2 separate regions of the Homo sapiens genome follow, and region 2 is linked to region 1. Evidence: chromatin contacts called from ENCODE Hi-C or POLR2A ChIA-PET data. All regions are on one chromosome and are shown on one strand. Each heading gives the region's core, a stretch centred on a gene start or an enhancer-like site at or near the end of the contact. The rest is flanking DNA. Distances are from core to core; before and after follow the strand shown.

What was found. A loop is a pair of places that touch in the nucleus more often than their neighbours do. ChIA-PET counts read pairs that join two places held with the same protein, here RNA polymerase II (POLR2A). Pooled maps may share reads with other maps.
Region 2: POLR2A ChIA-PET joins it to region 1 with 13 read pairs in activated CD8-positive, alpha-beta memory T cell. The contact joins two enhancer-like sites. A Hi-C loop is called at or near these places in 1 of 37 single-sample maps with no recorded cell type and 1 of 50 pooled maps. POLR2A ChIA-PET finds 5 or more read pairs at or near these places in 2 of 52 experiments (SK-N-SH and activated CD8-positive, alpha-beta memory T cell).

The regions. Positions count from the first base shown.
Region 1 is chr10:5,560,602-5,565,740 of GRCh38, reverse strand. It overlaps LOC105376381 (a long non-coding RNA gene), which reads left to right. Exons shown (of 2, transcript XR_001747274.2): 2 at 436-2,580. Among named protein-coding and RNA genes, the nearest start is that of LASTR, 33 kb to the left of the region's middle. RefSeq lists a silencer at 1,571-1,797 and an enhancer at 4,510-5,011. Within about 2 kb of position 1,913, at least 4 of the 41 ENCODE cell types and tissues checked have a DNase peak (open chromatin) inside an H3K27ac peak, as active enhancers do.
Region 2 is chr10:6,066,862-6,072,634 of GRCh38, reverse strand. It overlaps the pseudogene RPL32P23. Among named protein-coding and RNA genes, the nearest start is that of IL2RA, 7.4 kb to the right of the region's middle. RefSeq lists an enhancer at 193-242 and a silencer at 3,925-4,014. Within about 2 kb of position 4,099, at least 6 of the 41 ENCODE cell types and tissues checked have a DNase peak (open chromatin) inside an H3K27ac peak, as active enhancers do.

The DNA.
Region 1 (5,139 bases), core at 664-3,163:
GATGTTCAGGCCAATCAGGGTGAACCCTTGAACTTCCCTGGGCCTCTGATGCCCGGCTAGTGCCTCAAAAAGCCTCATCCGCGGGTGCTTAAAAAAAAAGACTTGAGGCTTCTTTACAGACACAGCTCATTCTAGAAATCTTCCAGCCCCAACATCACCAAAGGCGAAGAGAAGAAGGAAACTCACTATTCTAGCAGTCCCTGGGCCAAGAGCCTGTTAAGCCATTTTACGAGCCGTCCCCTAAAACATGACAATTCTGCCAGGCAGGTGTGGCAGAAGCGGGGCTATGTCTTTCCCAGAACACTGCAGCTTCAGCATGTCCTGCTTGCAGCCGGGGCCCCTGGGAGTGATGCTGGAGGACACCACCTCCAGGCTGCCCCAGAAACCTCCTGCCCAATACTCACACCGTCTCTCTTCATCTGTTGACCACTTTAGGGCAGGAGATCCAGCGGGGGACTATGGAGCTCAGTGGAGCTGCGGCCTGGGAGAAGCCCACCCAAGAGAACCATGTAACTAGAAACCATCACATTCGGCTTCGTGTGAGGGAGAAGCAGGTGTTTCATTGCACGCAGTTACTGAGATCTGGGGTTGTTTGTTATTGCAGCAAGGACCCACCCTAACACACGAGGTGTTATATGCATTTTACAGATTGCCAAGATGGTACAGACAGCAGAAGTGGCAAAACAACACTTAAACTCAAACCTGCCCAACTTCAAAGTCCACGCCCTTCCCTGGGCTTCAGACTGCCGTCTTTGATGCTATCTTTCATTGAGATGTTGTTTGCATTAAATGGGGGATCTTGCGGCACACGGTGGACCTTGCCCAGCACCCACTCTTCCTAGGGCCAGCCTTACTCTGTGGGGTCAGCCTTTGACCGTCTGGGCCATGAAGGTGGCTGATGAGGCCCCTTCGACAGCCAAGTTGGGGCACAATCTCCTCCGGATGTTGTTATTCCTTCACAGTCTCATCGCAGGCGGGGAGGAAGTCAGAGGGCTGATTTAGAGGACAGAGATACAAACAGAGTGAGCAGAGGATGTTTGGCTGCAGTTGCTCCAGAGTTTCAAGGGAGAAAACACAAGCATTGCTGAGCGGCCATTAGGGGCTTGCACGCTCAGCTGGGCACATGTCCACACCGAGGCATCACGTGCGGTCTGAGCTGAGCTCTCATCTCTGGGTTTCAGGACTTTCAGCACAGTCCTGGCCCTTCACGTTTAGTCTGGGTGATCAGGGATGTAAACCAGCAATTGCAAGGTGGTGAAGCACCACCGTGGAAGGGCACCAGCCGGGCCCTGGGGTCACAGAAGTGCCCCAGGAAGTGTGGCCGTTAAGCCTGGTGAGAGGAGAGCGAGCCGGGAGGACGGTGAGAGACAGGCATGACGGGGCGGTGAGTGTGACTGCTGCTGAGCATGTCTGAGACGGCAGGCAGTCACCAAAGGCTTGTAAGCAGAGGCAACACCCTGACTTGTGGTTTGGAGAGATCATGGTGACTGCCGTGCAGGGACGGAATGGAGGCTGCTCCAGTGACTCTGGCCGTGGGCAGTGGTGGGCGGGTGAGGGGACAGAGGAAAGTGGATGGAGTTGCTGCCCCCACAACCCTGCTGAGAAAGTGCCCACGGGACCTGGCGGGGTGTGAGTCACACTTGGGCTGCTCTGCCTGGCTCTGCACCTATTTCGTGAGCTGGAAGGGACAGCCTGAGCCCCGTCCCTTGGATGGACATCAATGCAGGAGTAAGGGTCTGTCTCTGAAGCTCTCTGAGCAACGGAAGGGAAGGTGCCCACTGGGCTCAATGCAGAGATATTGGGGCTGATGTGGCAGGAGGGGTGGGTGTGCAGGCCCGGCGGGGAAGGAGACTTCCAAACAGACGGGCTGCCCCACGGGGAATCTGGCTGGGGCCAGTCATTCTCAGAGTCAAACCATCTTCATTCAACTCCGAGGCTGCCCCAGGCCAGTAGCGTCCTTCCTGAGAGCGCTTCCTGCGAGATTTATGAGGCAGGGGCCAGGCCTGGATCGTAGAAAGCTAGAGAATGCCTTGGCTGCCCAGGGAAGTCTGGAATTTCTTCCAAACCAAGCTTCCAGACGTCCCTCTGGACTCCTCTGTCTGAGAATGGGCACTTTAAAGGCCCAGGAGAGAACTCCCATGACACCGTTTTCCAACCTCCCATCTCCCCTCCCCGGCAGCTCCCCATTTCCGGCATCTCGGCTTGGCAGGACCCCTCCAGGACCTCACTCCTCTGAGACGCACTGCAGACCTCACAGGTGACAGCAGCGTTTTGCTGACTCAGAGGCAACTACCACGATGACCCTCCAGCCCGTGTCCAGACCTGGGGCAGCGACTTGGACAGGGGGCTGCAGAAGTGGGTCTGTGAGGGGGACCTGACGGGGGGCTGCAGAAGTGGGTCTGTGAGGCGGACCTGGGGGGGCAGCCCTGGGGTGGGCTCACTGGGGTTCACTCCACCTCGAAGACTTCAATTCCAGCTCTGGCTGGTTTTGTTGGATTAGGAACACACAGCCAGCCAAATCTTGGTTACTAGGGTGCCAGAGATCACGTGGAGAAATGAAATAAAGAGAGAACCCCCAAACGGTGGTGCTGCCATGCATTGGAGCCTCTCGCCCCAACAGCATTCTTACTTTATTTATTTATTTCTCATCCACATTTTGCTGGAAGATTTTGCGCATTCATAATGGCAAACAGAATATGGCGATAAGCTTCTGTGTACACTATCATCAACAGCTTTCAATTCCTAATTAACCTTATTTTATCAATATTCCCCATAATCCCCCATGCTGTTTCTTGGCAAATCTAGATGACCCACCATTCCAGCCTTAAAAATTTCAGTGTATAACTGACCAAAGCTTTTTATTAGAATTGCTAGGTAGGGAGGAAATTTAAGTTTCTATGACTATGCCTAGTAAAGTTTGAAAAGAAGACAACGGGGGAAATAGACATTGACAATTCATATTGAATAATTGCACAGAGACAGTTCCTTTGTTTGAGGCTAAACCGAGACAGAGCCTCAGATACCCTCACTCACTCCTCTCTGGCTGAGAGGGGAGGAATTTTCGTCTGGGTCAGGGAGCAATGAGGTGGGAGTTTTGTGCTTCGGTTCTGGGGTGGAGATGGAAGGTCATAGGTAGCAGTCCAGTAACTGGCCCCATAAATGGTTCTGTGAGGCAGAAGCAGCTGCTTTGTGGAGGACTTGTGAGACTCTGAGGGAGGAGGAGGGAGGGCTCACGCACACCAAGGCGGCCCCCATTGTTTGGGTTTTGGGAACCCTGGGAGACAGTGGCCGTGGTCTCTGGTTCCCCTCACTGGGGCTCCAGGAGCAGTGGCCATGTTCAGACCAGAACAAAGGGGTCAGGACCAAGAGGATAAAGAGATACAGGCATGGCTGCTGGTGGGACCTGGTGGTCTGACAACAGAACACCACAAGACATCCCTCAGGGACCGTGTGTCCTTTAGAGACACTTCCCTCCACAGGGATGTGGCCATCAGATGTCTGTCCAACCCGAGAGCTAGCTGTGCAATGGGCCCAGTGTGGAGGTATAGCCAGTGGGAGGGCTGGAGCCATGGTCGGGAGTGGAGGGGTTGCCTGCAGTGCCTGTGGACGGGAGGGGCACCAGGAGAGGAGGGTCTGGAGGGGGACACCAGGAGAGGGGGATCTGGGGGGAGATACCAGGAGAGGGGGATCTGGGGGTATACCAGGAGAGGAGGATGGCGGGGGACACCAGGAGAGGGGGACCTGGGTTTTACCAGGAGAGGGGTACCTGGGAGGATACCAGGAGAGTGCACCTGAGTGGGACACCAGGAGGTGGAGACCTGTAGGGGGAATGCCAGGCGAAGGGGACCTGGAGGGTAACACCAGGAGAGGAGGACGGGGGTGGGGGGACGCAAGGAGAGGGGCAGGGCTTGGAGTCACTCTGCCATCTTGGGCTCCTCAACTTTGGGATGCCAGCTCAGCCTTTCTGAGACTGGGTTTCCTCATCTGTAAAATAGAGGGATCTCCCCACAGAGCGTTTGTGAGGATTAAAGGATCAATTCCAGAAAAAGGCTCAAAGCAACGCCTGTCCCGCGCCCGGCCCACAGTGAAGCTGGGCGTCGTTACTCCTGCTGTGGTCACTGGTGGTGTGAGGACCGCAGCACAGGGCAGGAGGGACACGGCCCACAGGGCGTCCGGCCTCCTTGGCACCTGCTCCAGGGCCCTTCCCGTCACCTCCTGGCTCCTCCGTGCACGTCTTGCTCCAGCGCTGCGTGGCCGCCTGTCCCCATTGCTCCGGAGCCCTTTACATTCATTTCTCCTCACCTGGGACCCTCTTCCTCCCCTCTCTGCAGTGGAGGCTCCCAGCCTTGTCCAAGGGCTTCCTGGGAAGTCACTTTCCCTCCGAAGCATCTCATGCACCCTCCGGGCACCCTCACCCCTCCAGAGGTCCTGTGGCTCCCCAACTAGTGGGTGACACTGTCCTATTGCTGGACGCCATGGCTTCGAGGGCCTGTGTTACCCTTGGGCAGGGCCTTTAGTCCTGCAGGCTTGGACTCTGTCTTATTCATCCAGCCCCTGCATGCCTGGCATGGGCCAGGGCCTGGGCTGGGGGCTCAGGAGATGTAGTTGGATCTGAATGCTGGGTTGGAGAATTCTGTAAACACATAGGATGCAGGGTGAGTGGCCGTATGGGACATGAGCAAAGTCCTCTGGGAACCTGAGGCGCAAACTCTGAGTTCATTTTCACACCCTCCATGGTGCACACTGCCATATACCAGCAGGTGCCCCCAAACGCACAGCTGAATGACAGAGAGAAGTCAACCCGTGCAGGCTTCATCTGACTGTCTCCAGACGACTGGGTCCCTGGCCCTGGGCGAGCCCCTCCCGGAGGGTCTCCCTGCATTCTCTGCCAGGTCTGGGCCCAGGACCATCCTCTGGGGGATGGGTGTGTTGACTGCTGGCTGTAGAGTGTGGCCTGTATCTGCCCCTCTCTGGGTCCCACCCTTCTGGGACTGTCTCAGATTTGAGGAAAGGAAGATGGATGTTGTCTGGTCCGGTCCGTGCCTCACCGTAAGGTGTCGTGTTGTGCTTTTGGCCACTGAAGATTTTCCCTGGTCTCTGGAGCTCCAGCCAAGCTCTCTGAGCGCCAATATCATGTTT
Region 2 (5,773 bases), core at 2,850-5,349, 500 kb before region 1:
TAACCCTCCAGATGTCACATGAAAAAAGTATGCTTGTTATGAAATAATCCTCTGGCTTCATTACCCAGGAAGTCCCTGCTTTGTTTTTGGTCTTTGTTTTTATTTTCTCAAGCTCTGACAGAAGTTTCTGGGGGAAACTGTGGGTCTTTATGGATGAGGGTGAAGTTGTTTAGAAACTAAAATAAACAAGATACTGTATTTTCTTCCTCACGCTCTCTTGCTCATGCACTCAGAAGACAAAGGTACCCCCTTCAGTTCCCAGAAGCTGGTCTGCTCTTTTTTGTTTGTTTTAATTGTAGAGACACGGTCTCGCTCTGTGCCTAGGCTGGAGTGCAGTGGCACAATCGGTAGCTCACTGCAGCCTCAACCTTCCAGGCTCAAGGATCCTGCCACCTCAGCCTGCTGAGTAGCCGGGACTACTGGCACGCACCAACACACCCAGCTAATTTTTAATTTTTTTCTAGAGAATCTGGTCTCACTATGTTGCCTAGGCTGGTCTCAAATTCCTGGTCCCAAGCAATCCTCCTGCCTTAGCTTCCCAAAGTGCTGGGATTACAGGTGTGAGCCCCCACACCCAGCCCACTTCCGCTCTTAGGGAGAGGCGAGTGCATTTCAGAGAGCACTCGATGCTCCCAAAAGAAGAAGTTGACAGAGCCCACGTCCCCTCAGCCCTTCACACAGCCTCCCCTTGTCTTCCTCTCCTACTCAGCACTGTGGCTGCACTAGGACCCCTCATGATGACCAAGATCCTCATAAAGAGGACAAGAAGTTCATCCAGTACCAGTCAGGCCAATATCCCAAAATTAGCATAACTGGCAGAAATGCAGAGGCATCAACAACTCCTCTTGACAACAGGGTTGGTAGAAGAATCAAGGGCCTAATTTTGATGCCTGGCACAGGTTATGGGAGCAGCAGAGTACATGCTGCCCAGCGGCTTCCAGAAGCTCCTGGTCCACCCCGTCAAGAAGCCGGAGGTCCTGCTGAGGTGCAACACATCTCAGTGTGCTGAGACTGCCCTCAATGTTGCCCCCAAGAACTGCAAAGCCATCCTGGAAACAGTGGCCCAGCTGCCCATTGGAGTCACCAATCCCAGTGCCAAGCTGTGCAGCAAAGAAAAGGATTAGACTGCTCATGTGCACGTTTTATTTGTTTTTAAATTAAAAAACAAAAAAAAGAAAGAAGGAGGAAGTGGAGGAAGAGGAAGGAGGAGGGAGGAGGAGGAGGAATTTACATCAGCAGGCCGATCACATACTAGTCCTTGAATTCATGGTTGAATGTACTGACCATTCTCCCTACGGACACTTGAAGGTTTCCATCAAACCCTTCATAACATATTGCATAATTGTGGACTCTAGACTTGGGCCACAACTGAGTGATTTTTTTTTTCTCAAACCCAATTCCACAAAGTAAAAGCCTGATGAAATACAGTGAAGGCTGATGCCTTATTAACTGTGTTTCCCAAATCCAGAGCTCTAAAAAGGTTCTGCATACAGTCATTCATTCAATGCTTAACGACTGAGCATTAATTCCATGCTAAGTACTGAACTCAGCACTAGGAATAAGAAGGCGACCTAGAGGCATATCCTCTCTCTAAAGATGCATAGAGCCTCATTGGAATGATCAGCCGTGTCTCCAGAGAGCTACAAGGCAGTTTTCAATTGGTAAATGCCCTGAGAGTGATGGGCTTGTGGCATGTGTAAGGGTTAGACAGACCTGGGACCTAGACATGACACCACTCCTGACGAATTATGTGAGTGTGGGTGTTTCACAACCACAATGAGATGCAATGCCTGCACTTGTAACATGGAAATAGTGATGGCATGCCGGCCCCGCCAGATTGCTGTGAGAAGTCAGCGGCAGAGACATGCAACATTCTCAGCACAGTGCTTGCCATGTAGTAAGGGCCTAGTCAGTGCTAGTGATTCCTTTCAATATTCCTAAGATGCAGATAAGGGAACAGCCCAGAGGAGGGGGAGCACTTCCAGAGGGAGGGATGCGGTGAGACTTCCTTCAGCAGGGTAGCACTGGAGCTGGGTGTTAAGGAGTGAGTGAGCTTTGGGCTTATGGATTTAACAGAGGAAACCAAGAAAAGAGGAGGCGGTGTTGCAGGAACAGTGAGCAGTTGATGATTTTTATTTTGTTCTCTGGTCTGCTTGGGAACATTTTTGTGGCAAAGACAGCATGAAGGATAGCGAAGAATTAATACTGAAGAGATAGGCCAGGGCAGGTTATGAAGGATTTTGAATACCGGGCTAAGAAATGTGGGCTTAATTTCAAAGACATTATGGACACTCCTAAAATGTTACGTTGTAGATAAGGGAAAAGTATTCTTCCAGAAGATTAAATTGGGGCTGGGCACGGTGGCTCACGCCTGTGATCCCAGCACTTTGGGAGGCGAAGTGGGCAGATCACCTGAGGTCAGGAGTTTGAGATCAGCCTGGCCAACGTGGTGAAGCCCCATCTCTACTGAAAAAAAAAATTAGCCGGGCATGGTGGTGGGTGCCTGTAATCTCAGCTACTTGGGAGGCTGAAGCAGGAGAATCACATGAACCTGGGAGGCAGAGGTTGCAGTGAGCCAAGATTGCACCACTGCATTCCAGTGGGCGACAGAGCAAGACTCAGTCAAAAAAAAAAAAGATTAAACTGGAAGCAATGGGTAAGAATGGTGGAGTGGAGAGACACATTTGAGTGAGGGAAGCCAGCTGAAAAGCTGTACAGACGTCTAGACAAAATGTGACACAAGCATGCCTTCACCTCCCTGCAAAGACCACAGACCACTGAGCTCCAAAGGGGGTTTGGAATCCTTGTCCTGGGCCGCCATTGGTAACTCATCAGTGCTGGCTTGAGAGATAAACTCTATTATCCATCCCTGAACTAAAATCATGACAGAAGTGGCCAGGGAGCTTTGCTGCTATCCCCCCAGGAAACACGTCCTCCACTCAAATGGAAAGAGGACCCTCTGACAACATCTGTGGGACCCAACAGCACTGGTCACCACAAGCCACAAAATGTTAACAAAGTCAGTTTTCAATTGTTAGGGACGGAGGACTCAGTTCATGATTCATACAAACCAACTGTTCTCTCCCAGTGTTTTCTGGGTGGCACAACCCACAAGTCAACAGTGGCTTGGGAACTAGACATTTGAGTAGAGTTGGGTTATTTGATTCATAGTGGATTTTGGTTTTCCACGGGACCCCTGTGCCCTTGTCTAGTAGAATCTGGTGGAAATTACAAACTGCAGAAATTCAACTCAGTGCCGCAATAACAGGATGCACCTGTAGATTTCGTAGAATTAGCAGCAGCATTCTTTCAATACCAGTTTGAGAGAAATAACCCTGTTTGCATAGTGCCAACTGGGGCAGAATCTGAAGTGTCTTGCCTGCCTCTCGGCCATGGGAGGCACCGATCTCAGCAACATCTATCCAACCGCCATCCACTTAACAAGCAAAGATGGAAGGCCCTCGTGCTCCAGGCTATCCTGCAATGGTTCATTTGCTTTTGATGGGATTATCACTTTGACAGATGTGCTTGCAATTAACTGGGGGCTTTCTGCTTCCAATCCAAATTCCCACAGGTGGATCACTGGCTCTTGGGGAGCAAAAACCCTTCTTTGTTTGTTTTTGCTTCTCCCAGAGCCTGGGCAGAGCTCCCCATTCCTGGATCCTACGTTGATATGCACTGAATTGAATTATACTAAAGGGTGCACCCAAGAGTGCATGAGCGAAGTAAAATGTAATTTGTGGGACCTCATGTGGACATTTCAGGTCCGTGTGTACAAGATAAAGGAGAGAAAATCCTGGGGGACACCACAGGCCTGGGAAAATGACCTCCTACTAAGCCTAACAAGAACATCCAGTACATAAACAGCAGGCTCTCTGCAACCGCTTCAGTCCTTCCACTGCCACGCTCCCAGAAAGCAAAGGGTTATCTCCTGTTCGGATTTTGGCTCTGAGACCACAGCTCAGCACATCACTCCTCTAGAGAAAAGAAAGTCTAAGATGAGAGAGTGAGGCTGCTTTCATGTGGTGCCAGCGTATAGTGCAGGGCAGGCCTGATTGCTGAACGGATCCCTGCAGACGTGAGCGGTCACTTCCCCTTTTGAGGGCCCATTTCTTTTCCTCTTTGAGGAGACTGTGAGCGTCCTCAGTGCAGGGCTATGTTTTAGCTTCTTGGCTCTCCTCACAGGTTCTAGCATAATTCTTTGATTAATTGCAGTCAACGTTTATTGATGGATTATGTGACAGAGGTGAAATTCTTTGATCTGGGTTTCAGCTTTTCCTTTCCCCCACTCCCTCCTTTTTCTTTTTTTTTTTTTTTTTTTTAGAGGCGAGGTCTTGCTCTGTGGCCCTGGCTGGAGTGCAGTGGTGCAATCATAGCTCATTGCAGCCTTGACCTCCTGGGGTCAAGCGAACCTCAACGTCTTGGCCTCCTGAGTAGCTGGGACTATAGGCATGCGCCACCACGCTCAGCTTCACCTTTTCCTTTCCTTGTGCTCCCCTGGCAGATATGCTGGTAAACAATGAACCAGTCAAGAGGACAGCAACAGGAGGAAAATGGGAGAAACCCCATTATTCGTGGACTAAACAGGCTTCCCACTAGTCCTGGCTCACAGAGGAAGTCATGCTCCATGTTTCAAATGTCCTCAAAGCTCGTTCAACTCCAAAATGCATGAAGACAAAATGGGAATTTTACTCAAGATTTTTGTGGGCTGTTGGGGAGAAGAGTTAACATTGCAAAGCATATTGCAAACTCTTATCTTCAAATGATTTTAAAATTTTCTTCCAAGCTCTTTATTATTTCTCCAGAGCTGCCCTGCTCTTCCCACTCTGGGTCCTTTCTCTGCCACTCTCCTCAGCATGACTTCTCCCTAATCGGCCAGCATTTCTTTTATTCTATAGAGCAAGTTTTCTTGCCCTGGGCACCTCTCATTTGCATGTTATACCACCACACCAAGTGAGCCTCAGAGCACCAGTGTTTTAATCCCTGAAAACAGTCCTTACGGGATTCAGCACAGAGGTCCTCTTGGCAGCCTGTAGTCTCCAGAGTGACACGTCCTCAACAGTCAAAGTGAGCAAGCTATGGTGCCCATCACCAAGTGGGGCTCACCATTTCCCTCTGCGTTCACTTCTCTCCTACCTTCTTCCTTATCCCATCCTTCCTCCTTCCTTTTTTTTTCTGCATTCAATTATTCATGGTTATTCATTTCATACGGGCATCTGTGCCACTTGGTTCTACAGGCATTTTTTTTTTTTGAGACAGACTTTTGCCCTTGTCCCCCAGGCTGGCGTGCAGCGGTGTGATCTTGGCTCACTGCAATCTCCACCTCCTAGGTTCAAGCAAGTCTCCTGCCTTAGCCTCCCAAGTAGCTGGAATTACAGGCATGTGCCACCAAGCCCGGCAAATTTTTGTATTTTTAGTAGAGACAGGGTTTCACCATGTTGGCCAGGCTGGTCTCAAACTCCTGACCTCAGGTGATCTGCCTGCCTCGGCCTCCCAAAGTGCTGGGATAACAGGCGTGAGCCATCGTGCTCGGCCGGTTCTATGGGCATTGTGGAAGTGACCGTTAACAAGCCCCAAGGGTAAGTAAAGGAAAATGAAAGGTGATTGATTCCTCACCACCTCTCCCCTTTTTTCCTCTACTCTTTGCCCCTGCTCCCCAATCTAGACTCTAATAAACAGAAATGATTTTTGTTGCAAGCTGAAAACTCGTTCTTGTGGTTGGGGCTAGGGGGGTGGCAAGTCAAGCTTTAGAGTTGTCTGGATAATAAATGCT